Linked DNA regions of Homo sapiens: region 2 is linked to region 1. A link is a loop called in an ENCODE intact Hi-C map of the cell type or tissue named here. Cell type or tissue: OCI-LY7. All regions are shown on one strand.

Region 1 (8,000 bases):
TCATGTGTGGTTCCTGCTTTCTTGGTTTAGCACTTCCAAGCCATGGTTAAAGCTTTAGAGAAGGAAGCAGCCAGTGAGAAGCAGCAGCTGGTGGAGACCCACCTGGCCCGAGTGGAAGCTATGCTGAATGACCGCCGTCGGATGGCTCTGGAGAACTACCTGGCTGCCTTGCAGTCTGACCCGCCACGGGTGAGTCCTGCCCCTAGCACTGCCTGCCCTGAGGTGGTATATGTAGGGGACCAATGTATGACACTCAGGTCAGTAAAAGTGACATTTGTATGACAAGTTCTGGCAAAGCTGAAGCTAAGGAAAGATGATGAGGGAGGAAAAGGTATTACATTCTAATATCTGTGTATATAAGCTAAGCATGACATCGCTTTATGCCTGCGTATACCACCTGTGATGTGAAAGTGTTTTACGCTGGAAAAGTATAACCTCGCGAAATTGATGGGTAATTATCCAGTTATTGAACTTCCTTTCAAAGAATGAAAACATGCTATTCATGAAGACTTTTGAACAAGTTACATTATAAATAAGATTATGAAGAAAGGGGTAAAGTAATTTCTTCTGAAACTCTTGTGTGAGTGGTCTCAAATGATTTTGTCCCTTAACACTAACCTGCCTTGCTTTGGGGGATGGAAAGTATTGGGAGGATATTTGTGTCCTTAAGTAAGCCGGTTAAAGTCTTCTCTCTTTGGGTGACACAGGAGACTATCTAGCTTATAGGTGTCAGAGGCTGAGCCAGGAAAAAGGACAGATCAGAAGAGAACGGGAGTGGGCAGGAGATTCTGGAAAATACTGTATGTTAAGGAGCCAGTATAACTTTGGAACTTAGTTTTGCTATTTTACCTAGACAGTTTTTTTGTTACTTGGTAAGCTAAAAAAGCCTTCCAGTTACAGCTTTCATTCTTGTGCCTAGCTGAGCTTTACATTCTTAAGTGAACTTTTTAAGCTTTTGTTTTCCTGCCTATTTTCAATTCTCTAGTCTCTGGATATTAAAACAACTGTTCTCTCTTGCAGCCTCATCGCATTCTCCAGGCCTTACGGCGTTATGTCCGTGCTGAGAACAAAGATCGCTTACATACCATCCGTCATTACCAGCATGTGTTGGCTGTTGACCCAGAAAAGGCGGCCCAGATGAAATCCCAGGTACAGTAGATGTAGTAGAAATTGCTGCCGTGAGGGCATTTCCAGTGGGGAACATAATGCCTTGACTAATGGTTGACCAGCACTGCTAGTTGCATTTGCTACTAGTCCTTAGAAAATGAGTTTTGATTTCCGAAGACATTCGGTACGTGAACTGGTTTTTGCAAGGTCACTGTTTTTAAAACATCTTTTTAAATACTTTTTTATATTAACTGCTTTATACTTAAACAATTTCTGAATTTTTTATATCATTTATTTCTGATTTAGGGTATTGCCAGAACCAATATTCAAGATCCTTTTCTAGGTATATTTATCAAGCAGATCTTAAAAATTGGTCTCTTGTTTTGTGCAGTATAGTTTTTGTTTAGACAGACACTTTTACATTCCTAGGTTTTGTCCAGCTTTACTTTCATCTACAGAGGTTTGTTTCTGGTTCCTACTTCTAATATTGGTGTTGTTCATATATTAACTTGAGTTTTACTTTTTTGTATTCATAAAAATGAGCTTGCCTACAAGACTGCTAGCTTCCGTTTAAACCAGGAAGTCTCCTAGCTCAGCCTTAGTTTTCCTAGAGGGCCTTATAGTAACAACGCTGATCTTACTTGATTTCCTCTCATATTGTAAATACAGTGCTGTGCTGATTGTGAGTGTCAGGGTACATGGGCTCACTTACTGCACGGGTGCTGGCCTGTCAGCCCAGAAACCCTCCTTCCCCACAGCTGCTATGAGTGTGAAGATGAAAAGGTAATGTGCCTAAAGGCCTAAAGGCCTTTGGAGTATTGGAGCTGAGCTGCTCCATTTGTGGAGCTGGGGGTCTGTCTCAGTGCCAGACTCCACACTGGCATTCAGTGCTGCCGGGTTGACTCCCTTGAGTGCCCTTGAGCAGCTCACACGCTAGTGTAGAGATAATAACTGTAAAGGTGAAGAGCAGGTGTTTTTTTGTCTGTTTGTTTGAGATGGAGTCCCACTCTGTCACTCAGGCTGGGTTGCAATGGCACCATCTCAGCTCACTGCAACTTCTGCCTCCCGGGTTCAAATGATTCTCTTGCTTCAGCCTCCCAAGTAGCTGGGATTACAGGTGCCCACCACAGTACCTGGTTAAGTTTTGTAGTTTCAGTAGAGACGGGGTTTCACCATATTGGCCAGGCTGGTCTTGGGCTCCTGGCCTCAGGTAATCCGCCCACCTCTGCCTCCCAAAGTTCTAGGATTACAGGTGTGAGCCACCACTCCCAGCCTAGAGCAGGTGTTCTTAGATATACAGAGTTCACTTCAGAAGCTGGTTGTTTTGGGGAATAAAAGAACTCAGGCTTCTAAAGAGTGGGAAGAACGTGGAAAGGGGCTGGGTTGGAGACCCTAAGGGGCATCTGGTGTGGGCCTGGAGCTCAGGACTTTGCTTCACGCTGGATGTAGCAGAAGAGGAGAAAGTCCAAGAGGCCTGGATGGAAAACGCATGCATCTTGACAGGGCCTAGGCTCTTGGGGTCTACTTGATTTTTTGAAAAGACTTAATCACTTTCCAAACTTTCTGGTTTAAAATTAAATTATCGTGTTGTATTCTAGCCAGTTTTGTGTGAGAGTAGAAGGGAAGGAGAGATTTTGATCAGTATATTAAATTAATAGAGAATTCCTGCAAGTGAGATCAAGCTTCCACACCAAGTAATGTGGGAAGTAGAATGCTCCCATTTAAACACCTTTGGGGAGAAAACCCAGCTCTCCTGTCTGCTACTTACTACCTGCTCTTAGCTTTAATTCTGGCAAAGCTTACCTTCTGCCTTGTTCCCTATTCTGTTATCTAAACACCAGAAAAATTTGCAGATATTCAGCCTGTTGTAACTTGTGCCATGTCTGCTTGTCTGGATATGAGTGAGATGGTGCTTTTACCCCCATACTATAGCCAATGGTTTGCTGTAGAGACACTAATTTGCAGTCTCCCGCTCTGTGGTTCTTGTCCTCTGTGAGTGTATGAACCTTCCTGTCTCACACGGCTCCCGGTTCCTCTGGGAGGTGTAGCAGGACAACACTTGCTGAACCCGTGGGTGTTGCATTTTGGCTTCATTTGCATTTTTTCTTCAAGGCACTCACTCTTGTGCTTTCCTTGATTGACAGAATGGCAAATATAAAATTAAATTGCTTTCATCCTTGCTTTGAAAGGTCAGAGAGATGTCAGTCTACAATAAAAGCATCTTTCCATTTAGCTTTTTTTTTCATTTTGATCCTTCATGTTAATGGCTTCAGGCCCACATAATTAATCCACTGGTTTCCAGCACCCTCTTTAGGAAAAGCTTGGTAATTGCAGGTCTAACCAGGCGGGGATGACTTAGCTTGAAAAGCTTGTGGGAGCTACAGCAACACACCTCGCCGTGTCATTGGGGTGGATGCTAGCCCGTCACCTTTCACTTCCATCCTGGAAAACTGTAAAAATAGTGACCACTTCTAATGGCCTTTTTTTTTTTTTTTAAATAATGAATAACCTTAGAACTTTTGCATTCAGAAAAGGCAGTGAGCTACGGTAGATGAGTCTTCCTTTATCACCCCCTTAAAATCAGGTTTATTTATACCTCAGCATGAGTTTTTCAAAAAATAGCAATTTAGTTAAATAGGAATAAACTAATTCTTTATTTACCACAATAATCATTTAAGCAATTGCTTCACTAAGCAAAATCCATAATGGTTCCCTCTGTTGCCAAGTCTGCTTTTCAGCCAGTAATTTCAGTCTTTTTTAATCCCATCTAATCTGACCAGTGGTAGAAATCAACTGACTCTTCTTTCACTCAGCAAAACCTTACTGAACATTCGGCATTGTACAAATTAGAGTTCTTTTTTTTTTTTTTGGCTCAATATAATTAGTAGTAAGTGCCTTGTATGAAAATCCAGTAGCTAGTGGCCATTTTTAAATAAATTGTCTCTTAATTTGGAGCACTTTCCAGATAAATTCTCATGTCAGCTGGGGGAATTATACAGTCTTTTTTTTTTTTTTTAAGACAGGATCTTGCTCTGTTGCCTAGGTTGGAGTGCAGTAGCACAGTCATAGCTCACTGTAGCCTAAACCTCCTGGGCTCCAGTGATCCTCCAGCCTTAGCCTCCCAGGTAGCCGTGACTGCAGGCACACAGTACTATGCCTGGCTAATTTTTGTATTTTTGGTGGAGACAGGGTTTCATCATGTTGACCAGGCTGGTCTCAAACTCCTTCGCTCAAGTGATCCTGCTGTCTCACCCTCCCAAAGTGCTGGAATTACAGGTGTGAGCCACCACGCCCAGGCTGAACACGTTCTTATACTTTAGCAGTCAGTAAATATGGCGTGAGGATTAATACATTTCCCCTGACCAGTTGCTTTGCTAGACTCTGTAGAGAATATGCTTTGTAAAGTGGTTTTTCCAGAAGTTGTGTCGATGTTCCAGCTGCAAGTTCCCTCCTGGCCTAGTTGTTTTCAGTCACAACACCTCTCCACCATAACTCTGCTTCCAGGTGATGACACATCTCCACGTGATTGAAGAAAGGAGGAACCAAAGCCTCTCTCTGCTCTACAAAGTACCTTATGTAGCCCAAGAAATTCAAGAGGAAATTGGTGGGTACCAGCTCTTTGTGTCAAGGTCATACGGGACTTCTTGCAGAGGCTCAGGAGTGAAAGCTGGGCAAGAGTAGAGAGAGATGAGCAAGCAAGGCCGGTGAAGTGGGGCATTAGCACATCCTGGCTTCAGAAGCCTGGAGTCCACTGGAGCTTTCATGGCAAGGTGAAGGAGGAACCAAGGACAGGTGCACTGGCTGTGAGCCATGGAGCCTCGGGCTTCACTGACCTTCACTCTGTTAGCGGAAGAATATCTGGGGTGTGAAATTGCAAGAGACTACGAGTTTCCTGTTCCCGTTTTCCTCCTTCGTTCTGATTATTTCAAGCACCTGATTTTATATAAATTCTCACCTCCTCCTCTCCCGGTCTTTATCTTCTTCATTTATTCAACAAGTTTTATTATGGCTGCTGCGTGCGTGTCACAGAGTAAAATGGTCCACGAGCAGATGGTACCTGCTGGAGTTGATGTGTTGATAAGAGAAAAACAGATAGTAAAACAAGAAAATAAGTGTCAGCTGGTGATAGGTGCTGTGCAGTGTGAAAACTCGGGCAGAGTGCTAGAGAGTGGCCAGTCGGGGCGGCTGCCTCTGGGGACGGTGGCCTGAGATCCGAATGGTAAGATCACAGCGGGAGAGCACGTTGGTAGCAGAGGGAGCGGCAGCTACAAAGGCCCCAGGTGGAAGTCAGGCATCACATTTGAGTAGATCAGTGTGGCTACAACATAGCAAAGGGGATGTGGCCAAAGTATGCAGGGACCAGATGAGGAAGAAATTTCAGCAAAATCAAGGAGTTTGGATTTTATTCTAGGATAATGGGAAGCCGTTAGAGGATTTTCAGCTAGGGAAAGACTAGATCTGGATTATGAATTTTTAAAAGCTCACTTGGCTGCTGTGTGTAGTCGATTAAAATTAGAAACCAGCCAGGAAGCGATTTTAGAAATTCAGGAGAGAGCTGTTGGGAGTATGCACTGAAGGGGTGACGGGGTAGGAGAAGGAGCACCCCAGGGACAGCTGGGGATGGTCTGTAGGATGTGTTCTGGTGGGAGTGTGTGGGGCTGCGCCCAGGGCTGCGTGTGGGGTTGGGGGAGCGGCATCAAGAAGTGCACTTAGGGTTCCACTGGGAGCAGCTCGGGGATGGTGGTACCATGGCTGACTGAGGTGGAGAAGGAAATCCGGAGCTCTCTTGATACATGTTAAGATAGAAATTTCTGTTGGATGTTATGTGGGGATGTAGGATTTAGGTGAGGCAGAGGTCAGGCAGTAGGTCCAGGATTCGGGCCTGGGAGTCATGGTATATGGTCAGTATTTAAAACTGGCGTCGGGGAGAAGTAGGTCAGAGGGTATGAAGTGGTAGTTGTAGTTACGTGGGGTGGATACGTCTAGAGATGGGATGGACAGCATGAGGACTGTAGTTAGTAATATCGTACTATATACTAAAAATTTGCCGAGAGTAGATTTGAGGTATTCTTATTTTTAAAAAAAAGTAATTCTGGAAGGTGATGTGTGTGTTTGCTTGACTATGGAAATCATTTCATGGTGTATATGTATATCAAAGCATTATATTTTAGACCTTAAATATGTACAATTTTTTAAACCCCCAAAATCTGTGGAGTTGTGGATACCACTTAACTGGAGTGTGGAGGTGGATGCAGGGGTGCCTGGGACGGCGCCCTGGGGTCCCTGGTGTTGGGGCTCTGTGGTGCCACAGAATCAAGGAAGGTGTTTCAGGCAGGAACTGGGAGCCACAGTGGGGTCTTGGAGCTCTAGAGCATCCTGTGCCTGGACACCAGGCCCTTCTGAAGCCTGCTTTCTGTCCCCTGCCCTGTCTTCATCAGATGAGCTCCTTCAGGAGCAGCGTGCAGATATGGACCAGTTCACTGCCTCAATCTCAGAGACCCCTGTGGACGTCCGGGTGAGCTCTGAGGAGAGTGAGGAGATCCCACCGTTCCACCCCTTCCACCCCTTCCCAGCCCTACCTGAGAACGAAGGTGTGTATGGGCGACGGTGCCACTTCTGGGCAGCAGGGGGAGGACAAAATGAGAGAATTGAAGTCAGTTTTTCGAAAACCAAATTGAGTTGGGAGATGGTGTTCCTGCGAGAGTCAGGGGAAGGGAGACTGGATTCATTGAGCGCCTACTGTGTGCAAGGACCCTGCTAGATGCTTTCAAATCATTGGTGTCAATGTCACCATGAAGTTAAGACTAATTCTCCCATTTCAAGATGGGTGGCTTCAAACCCCCACTTCTTCCAACTTGTGCACTTCCTTACATGGGGGAGGCACTTGGCAGTTGAAACAGCGCCTTCCTGTTATGGTGTTACCTTTGCCCAGCCGTCTTGGGAGGTAGGTGCTGGAGAGGCTGAGGAGGTGACAGGGCTGGCGTGGGTCATATCTCTGACATGAGGTGGGGATAAGAAGCTGTTCCTCTGGGTCCTAGGCAGACGTTCTTTCCTCTATTCCCCTGCTGGTTCTCAGTGTCTAAGAGGATCTCTAAAAGCTGTGAGTCTGCTCCAGAAATAAACAAGTTGCTGAGACCAGTGCCCTGAGAGCCGTCCCCCTCATCAGTTCTGTTTGTTGCTGTTGCTGCTGACAGGGTAATGATAAGAATGGCCCACAGCTATGCCGTAGTCCTTGTTATATGCCAGCTTTAGCTAAGCATCTCAGCGGATGCTCTCCATCCTCACAGTAACCCTCGCAGGTGGGTAGTCGAGTGTCCCCATGTGGGGATTCTGAGGTATAAAGAGATTAAGTAACTTGCCCGAGGTCATGTAGCTTATAAGTGGAGAGTCAGGGGTCGAATCCAAGCTGATCTGGTCCTGCAGTCACAGACCTGACTGGATATAGCACTGGAACAGAGGCCTCAGGAAGGCATCAAATTAGGGGTGGGGGGATGGAGGTACATCCAGCTTAGCCTTCAGACCTTAATGGAAATGCTTTCTAAACTAGCGATCCCAGAGCAGTTGACTCTCCAGAAATAAAACAGGATCTGAGGAAGTGGCAGATAGATGAAAAGGCGCCATGCCACCCGCAAATCTCCGTGGGTTTTTGGGGTGGTAGATGAAGAGGCACCATGCTATCCCCAAATCTCTGTGGGTTTGTCGGGTGGCCATGCTTGGACAACTTCTTATGTGCTTGTTGGGGGTCGGGGCAGCTTGGATATACCTGAACTAGGACCTTATCTCCCTGTCAGCAAACCACAACCAACACTTAACTTCAATTTTCACTTTTTTCTAAGAAAAATAATTATGTGGGCTAAGCTAAATAGTGCAGGCATCTCCCAGTTTCCCTAAAA
Region 2 (8,000 bases), 360 kb before region 1:
GCCCCCACTTAATGGGCCTTCCCTACCCACCCTGGTAGCTGAAGACAAACAGCATATACTCTTGGGAGTTCTAGGGCCCTACCCACCGCCTGATCCCTCCCATACTACCACAGCTGATGCTCTCTGGAAAGTGCCACCTCCCAGCAGGAAGCCAACCGGCTCAAAAATAGTGCATTAAACCACCAAAACTAAGGACCCTCACAGAGTCCATTTCACCCCCCACCACCTCCACCACAGCAGGCATTGGTATCCACAGCTGAGAGACCCACAGATGGTTCACATCACAAGACTCTGTACAGACAACTCCCAGTGCCAGCCCAGAGCCTGGTAGACCTGTTGGGTGACTAAATTCAGAAGAGAGATAATAATCACGACAGCTCAGATCTCAGGAAGCCACATCCCTAGGAAAAGGCGGAGGGTACTACATCAAGGGAACACCCTGTGGGACAAAAGAATCTGAACAACAGCCTCGAGCCCTAGACCTTCCCTCCGACAGAGCCTACCCAAATGCGAAGGAACTAGGAAACCAACTCTGGTAATATGAGAAAACAAGGCTCTTTAATACCCTCCAAAAAAATCACACTAGCTCACCAGCAATGGATCCAACCAAAAAAAATCCCTGATTTACCTGAAAAAGAATTCATAAGGTCAGTTATTAAGCTAATCAAAGAGGTGCCAGAAAAAGGCAAAGCCCAATTTAAGGAAATAAAAAAAAAATACAAAAAGTAAGGGGAGAAATTTTCAATGAAATAGGTAGCATATAATAAAAAGCAATCAAAACTTCAGGAACCAACGGATGCAGTTATAGAAATTCAAAATGCTCTGGAAAGTCTCAGCAATAGAAGCGAATAAGCAGGAGAAAGAACCTCAGAGCTCAAAGACAAGGTTTTCAAAATAATCCAACAAAGACAAAGAAAAAAGAATAAGAAAATATGAACAAAGCCTCCAAGAAGTCTGGGATTATGTTAAATGAGCAAACCAAAGAATAATCGGCATTCCTAAGAAGAAGAGAAATCTAAGAGTTTGGAAAACATATTAGGGTATCCACTACTGGGTATCTACCCAGAGAAAAAGAAGTCATCACACGAAAAGGATGCTTGCACACATATGTTTATAGCAGCACAATTCTCAGTTGTAAAAATGTGGAACCAACCCATATGCCCATCAATCAGTGAGTGGATAAAGAAACTGCAGTATACATATACAATGGAATACTACTCAGCCATAAACAGGAATGAATTAATGGCATTCACAGCAACCTGGATGAGATTGGAGACTATTATTCTTAGTGAAGTAACTCAGGAATGGAAAACCAAACATTGTATGTTCTCGATCATACGTGGGAGCTAAGCTATGAGGATACAGAGACGTAAGAATGACACAGTGGACTTTGGGGACTCAGGGAAAAAGGGTGGGAAGGGAGTGATGAATAAAAGACTACAATTTGGGTGCAGTGTATACTGCTCAGGCGATGCGTCCACCAAAATCTCACAAATCACCACTAACGATCTTACTTATGTGGCCAGGTGCAGTGGCTCATGCCTGTAATCCCAACACTTTGGGAGGCTGAGGCAGGTGGATCACGAGGTCAGGAGATCGAGACCATCCTGGCTAACATGGTGAAACCCCATCTCTACAAGAAATACAAAAAATTAGCTGGGTGTGGTGGCGGGCCCCTGTAGTCCCAGCTACTCAGGAGGCTGAGGCAGGAGAGTTGGCGTGAACCCGAGGTGTGGAGCTGGCAGTGAGCCGAGATCGCGCCACTACACTCTAGCCTGGGCAACAGAGCAAGACTCCGTCTCAAAAAAAAAAAAAAAAAAAAAGATCTTACTCATGTAACCACACACCACCTGCTCCCCAATAATCTATGGAAATAAAATAATTTTTTTTTTAAAAGAAACTAGGCTGGGCATGATGGCTCACGTCTGTAATCCCAGCACTTTGGGAGGCCGAGGGGGGTGGATTACCTGAGGTCAGGAGTTTGAGACCAGCCTGGCCAACCTGGTGAAACCCTGTCTCTACGAAAAATACAAAAATTAGCCGGGCATGGTGGCACACACCTGCAATCCCAGCTACTCGGGAGGCTGAGGCAGGAGAATTGCTTGAGTCTGGGAGGTGGAGGTTGCAATGAGCCAAGATCGTGCCACTGCACTCCAGCCTGGCCGACGGAGTGAGACTCTGTGTCAAAAAAAAAAAAAAAAAAAGGCCAGGCGCGGTGGCTCATGCCTGTAATCCCAGCACTTTGGGAGGCCAAGGTGGGCGGATCACGAGGTCAGGAGATCGAGACCATCTTGGCTAACCGGTGAAACCCCGTCTCTACTAAAAATACAAAAAATTAGCCGGGCGCGGTGGCGGGCACCTGTAATCCCAGCTACTCAGGAGGCTGAGGCAGGAGAGTGGCGTGAACCCAGGAGACGGAGCTTGCAGTGAGTCGAGATAGCGCCACTGCACTCCAGCCTGGGCGAAAAAGTGAGACTCCGTCTCCAAAACAAAAAGAAAAAAAAAAAGAAAGAAAAGAAAAAGAAACTAATAGGGAAAAAAAGCTAGTATCACTCTTACCTGAGATCTTTAGGCATTATACAGTAAGACTGTCTCAATCTCAGTAAGAACTAAGTAAATAAATAAAATGACAATAAGGGACTTTTGTGCATCCAGAACTTTCAGGCAAAGACTGTAAGTTCTCTAGCATCATTACATGCCCAGGTTATATTTCTCAAGCCTTACTTGTTCCTTCCCACACATTAACATTTCAGAATTATATTTCATTTATAACAGGTATTCTCTAGGCTCACTAACCTGACAGGGTTAATATCAAAAAATAAAAACAAAAATAATGGCATTTAAATAAAAATAGCCTCGGGCTTGAGCCCATCCTAGCAACCACAGTGAAATTCCAGCTTCCCCCCAATCTTCTCAGAGTTCTTGGATGGCCTAAGAATGATCCCCACAGCCTCTAGATGCTACCTGCAACGTTCTTTGCAAGGAGCTCCCCTCCTCCTTTCAATTGGTTCCACCTCTGTCTGCAAAGGCTGCTTTCCTGTCTCTCTTATGGCTCACTTTACTGATACTGAACTCCTCCCTTCCCAATATTGAGATCTGCTGTGTCCTGGGGCTGGGGCTATACCTCTCCCGTATCACTCCCCTGCTTTTGTCACCATCACTGCCTCTGTCCTGAGCTACAAGCCCTCAGCTAAGCCACAGCATGCAAGTGCGAGTTTCAGTCCACAGGCAGAGTCGGAGGCCGCTTGCTCCAGAGGAGAACATCCACTTTACTTTCTTACCTTGCTGCATCCACAAGAGGGAGCCTCGTGCCGCTTCTCCAGCCAGAATGGTAGCCCCCAAGGCTCTTCCTCTTCCTCCACCTTCAGGTGCAGCATCCAACAAGGTCAAAATCACAATGTCTTCCATCTAATAAAAAATTACCAGACATGCAAAAAAAAAAAAAAACAGGAAAATATGACCCTTAATATAGAGAAAACAAACATGAAAAACAACCCAGAAATGACACAGACTATAGAATTAGTGGAAATAGTTATTATAATTGTATCCTATATGCTCAAAAATTTAGAAGACTGAACGTGTTGGTAGATATATAGAAGATTTTTTTTAAATAGCCAAATTGAACTTCTGAAGTTAAAACTACAATGTCTAACATGAAAATACATTGGATGAGATTAACAGCAGATTAGACACTAAGAAGAAAAGATTTGTGAACTTGAAAACAGCAATAAAAGCCATCCAAATTGAAATACAAAGAGAAAGAAACCAATGAAAAGAAACAAGAAGAGCATCAGGGCATCGTGGGACAACTTCAATCAGTCTAAAAAATGAAAAGATGCTTCTAAATGTAAAAAAGAATCCTTTAAATTGTCAAACAGCCCATCAGAATTTTTAATAGCTCTATTAGAAAAAAAGTTCATTTTGCTGCTTAAGTTCCAGTAGGCCAATCTTTGTGATGAATCCCTTGGGATGTTGCCAATCCAGACAGGCAGCTCTTAAGGTGACACACCAGTCATCCAGGGACTTACCATCACGTCAGTCATTTTGTTACTGTTTTTAATAATGTAAAATACTTGACCAATGAGGATTCCTTCCGGAAATGCAAGTTATTCAACAATAGGAATCCTATCTACCTAAATCATTACATTTATAAATTAAGAAAACCCGCATGATTTTATGAATGTAAAAAGGTATTTCTCTAATATTTAACAGCACTCTAATAAAAAAGATTAACTAACATAGGAATAGAGAGAAGCTACCTAAACAAGATGAAAGCTGTTTACCAAAACAGAATTCTATTTTTAATCATGATGGAATAATAGAGACTAGATGTACCTTCCCTCCTTACATAACTAAAAGCTGGACAAAATATATGAAGTGAAAGTTTTCAGACATTGGACAACAGGCAGTGCAAGACTGTGATCCCTGAGAGAAAGACAAGTGAGATCAGCCCTGCAAGTACCCCCAGCTCACTGCCTGGAGAATTTCCAGGCTGACCACAGAAAAAAGAAACCAAAACAGAGTCCAACAGTCTCACTGATTAAGGAGACAAAGTTCAGAGTTCCAGCAGGGCAAAATGAGAAAAATTTGTGAGGCAAAGTATCAAAGAAAAAGAACTGCAGAGAGTGAGGGTTCCAGAGATCTGCAGAGCAGTCCCTCAAGACTTTGGCTGAGTACTGCTATGCGCTTGTGTAAGGAGACTACTGAGGCTGGGGAAAGAACAGCAGAGAGGAGTAGGCAGAACAATTTCAGGAGTTCACACAGGACCAGAAATAGTGTTTTCCCTAGCCGGTTTGGGAAGATCTCCTAATACGGTGGGGCATCGGGTACAGTTCTCAAAAGCATATTGCCTCAGTGGGGCCAAATTAGCCCTCAGTGTAAAAGTAAAGTATCTAAAGGAATGTTTAGAAATCCAGCACCCCATAACATAAAGTGTACAATGTCTGGTATTCAATAAAATATTACCTAGTATGCAAATAAGCAGGAACATAAGACCCAGTATTGGAAAAAAACATCATTCTATAGACATAGACCTATATATGACTCAGATGTTAGAATTTGTAGGCAAGGACATCAAAACAAGAATTATAAATTCACTCCATATATTCAAGAAGTGCAAGAAAGCATGAGTATGGTCAGGAGAAAAATGAAATGCCTAAGTAAACTTCTAGAAATGAAAAATACAGTAACTGAACTGAAAAATACATTGGCAGGATTAACAGCAGATTAAATGCTATAGGAGAAAAGATTTGTGAATTTGAAGATATTGCAATAGGAACTATCCAAATTAAACACTGAGAGAAAACATAAGCCAGAAGAAAACTAAACAAAGCATCAATAAGTTGTGAGACAATATCAAGTAGCCTAATATATACATAACTGGAGTATCCAGAAGAAGGGAGGAAAATAATACTTGAAAGAAATGGCCATTTTTTTTTCCAAATTTAATGAAATTAACCCACATGTATTAGTCAGAGTTCTACAAAGAAACAGAAGGAATAGGATATATATATATATATATATAGTATTTATCAGTATTATACTATATATATTTATATATATAAAATATATTGCAGGTGTGAGCCACCATACCCAGTATATGTATTATTTATATATGTAAATATGTAGTATTTTACCAATATAAATATATTGGCAACATATAACTATATTTACATATATAAATACATTAGAGGGAGAGAGAGATTTATATGAAGAATTGGCTCACACAGTTATGAAGGCTAAGAAGTGCCATGATCTGCCATCTGCAAGTCAGAGACCCAGGAAGGCCAGTGCTGTAATTCAGCCAGTGGTTGAGTCCATCCAGAAGCACTCTCATGGACACACCAAAAATTATGTTTAACCTGCGCACCCCATAGCCCAGTCATGTTGACACATAAAATTTATTATCACAAGTCTACCCTTTGTCAACTTGGCACCTATACACATCTCCTCAAACCAAACTTATTCTCCAAATGAAAATAATAGGTCATAATTCCACCTACCTTAATACTACCCTGGATACAATAAAAAACACACAGTAACTTATTTCCCAGATGAGGAGGTAAAATCCTTGAAAGATGTTTACTCTGATATCCTACAACACTTGCCTGGGTGCAGTGGCTCACACCTGCAATACCAGCACTTTGGGAGGCCAAGGCAGGCAGATCGCTTGAGCTCAGGAGTTCAAGACCAGCCTGGGCAACATGGTGAAACACCAACTCTACAAAAAAATACAAAAATTAGCCAGGCACGGTGGTGCATGCCTGTGGTCCCAGCTACTTGGAATGCTGAGGTGGGAGGATGGCTTGAACCCAGGAGGCGGAGGTTGCAGTGAGCCAAGATCGTGCCACTGTACTACAGCCTGGGTAACAGAGCCAGACCCTGTCTCAAAAAAAAAATTAAATTAAAAATACTTAAATAGTACGATATAAAATATTATAAATACATCTGATGTTACATGATAAGGGAATAAGAACAGAAGGATAACAAAGATACACACACAAATGTGTTTATGGCAAAATAAGGAGAAAATAGACACGGCAATTACCATCTTTGTTTCTGTAATTGGCCACATGGCCATGGCTGGTATTTACAACTACCTTTTCCCACTATCCATTCTGTATTCCCGTTGCCTTCAGCAAGCACCTCAGCTTTATCTGGCAGGGTGACTTCAACTTTTATTCCTGAAGGGTTTGAGCCATTTGTAGCCCTGCCTGGTCAGGCTGTAGTTTTCTATTGACATAAAACACAGGGCATGGTAATACTAAAAGATACCCTAAGGAATCTCCTGTATTCTGGATATACTTACTCTTCCTTAACTCCATTGTGGAATAGTAGTCCAATTTCCCCCTTGGTAGTCAGGACCAATCATCCCAGCCAACACTGTAACTCCCTTCTTTACCTATTAATTGAGAAATATAAGGACCCCAAAGTGGCCAGGTGGAAGTCTTTAACTTCCAGTTCTTGGGATCATTATTGTGTCTCCTGGTGGAAATATCCCTTCCTAATGGAAATATCCCTTCCTCTAGAACTAAGACCTCTAGGTCAGCAAAGCATAAAGTCAGGAACAGGAAGCAAAAATTTTGCCAGTGGGTCACTCGGGGTAATAGTGAGTGGTGCCACTCCCACTCTTGTCCTTTGATCTCTTGACCTGTGAGTGCTACTTGCTGTAGGAGAAACAAGATCTTATATTGGACACTGATTCATAGCATATACAGCCTTCTGGGGAACTTCACTCCACCCCTGCAAGAAATTGCCACCTAGCTGGTGTCATAACTGAGACTTCAAAATGCTATTCCACTGTTTTATCAAGCCAATTGCTTCAGGATGATGGGGAACATAAATCAGACCAGCAAATTCTACCAGCATGGGTCCGTTGCTCCATTTCTTTTGCTGTAAAGTGAGTTCCTTGATCAGAAACAATGCAATGTGGACTACTACAATGATGAATAAAGCATTCTATAAGCCCATGGATGGTAGTTTTGGCAGAAGCATTGTGTGCAGGGAAGACAAAAAATATCCAGAGTGTCTATTAAGAACAAACACTGTCCCTTCTATGATGAAAATGTCCCCACATAACCTACCACCAGGTGGCTGCATGATCACCCTAGGGACTTGATGTTGGTCTCTGCTCAATGTTGGCCATATCAGGGACTCAGTGTTGCTCTCTGCTGTTGGCAGATTGGACTTTCAGCAGTGGCTGTAAGCCAGATTGGCCTTGTTGAGTGCAAGTCCACGTTACTTCACCAAGCATAACCTCCATCACTGCCATCATGGTCACTTTGTTCATGAGACCATTAGGCAATGACAGAGGTAGCTGGGAAACAAGGGTGATCAGTATCCGCAGAATGGGTCATCTTGTCCACTTGATTATTAAAATTCCCTTTGGTGAGTATTCACATGGGACACAAATATCACCATGTGTTTTGCGCACTCAGAGAAATCTGTCCATATACCTCTTCCTTAAATTTGTCACCAATTTTCCAATCATGTTCCTCTCA

Evidence for each region. A loop is a pair of places that touch in the nucleus more often than their neighbours do. Peaks named below come from ENCODE experiments on the same cell type or tissue, not always from the same donor. Only the 100,000 strongest peaks of a DNase experiment are listed, where the experiment ranks them.
Region 2: a loop joins it to region 1, with 5 times the contacts of the local background. A loop is called at or near these places in 13 of 110 quality-filtered maps.

What each region holds. Positions count from the first base shown.
Region 1 is chr11:130,129,018-130,137,017 of GRCh38, forward strand. It overlaps APLP2 (amyloid beta precursor like protein 2), which reads left to right. Exons shown (of 17, transcript NM_001142276.2): 10 at 31-189; 11 at 1,021-1,149; 12 at 4,612-4,711; 13 at 6,546-6,698. Among named protein-coding and RNA genes, the nearest start is that of ST14, 27 kb to the right of the region's middle. In OCI-LY7, CTCF peaks have their summits at 3,408, 3,623, 6,701 (motif pointing right) and 6,914; a DNase peak (open chromatin) is centred at 3,424; H3K27ac peaks cover 2,699 bases.
Region 2 is chr11:129,764,032-129,772,031 of GRCh38, forward strand. It overlaps LOC124902793 (a long non-coding RNA gene), which reads right to left. Exons shown (of 2, transcript XR_007062952.1): 2 at 1-3,408. Among named protein-coding and RNA genes, the nearest start is that of TMEM45B, 48 kb to the right of the region's middle. RefSeq lists an enhancer at 3,123-3,417. In OCI-LY7, CTCF peaks have their summits at 3,307 (motif pointing right), 3,506 and 7,557 (motif pointing right); a DNase peak (open chromatin) is centred at 3,290.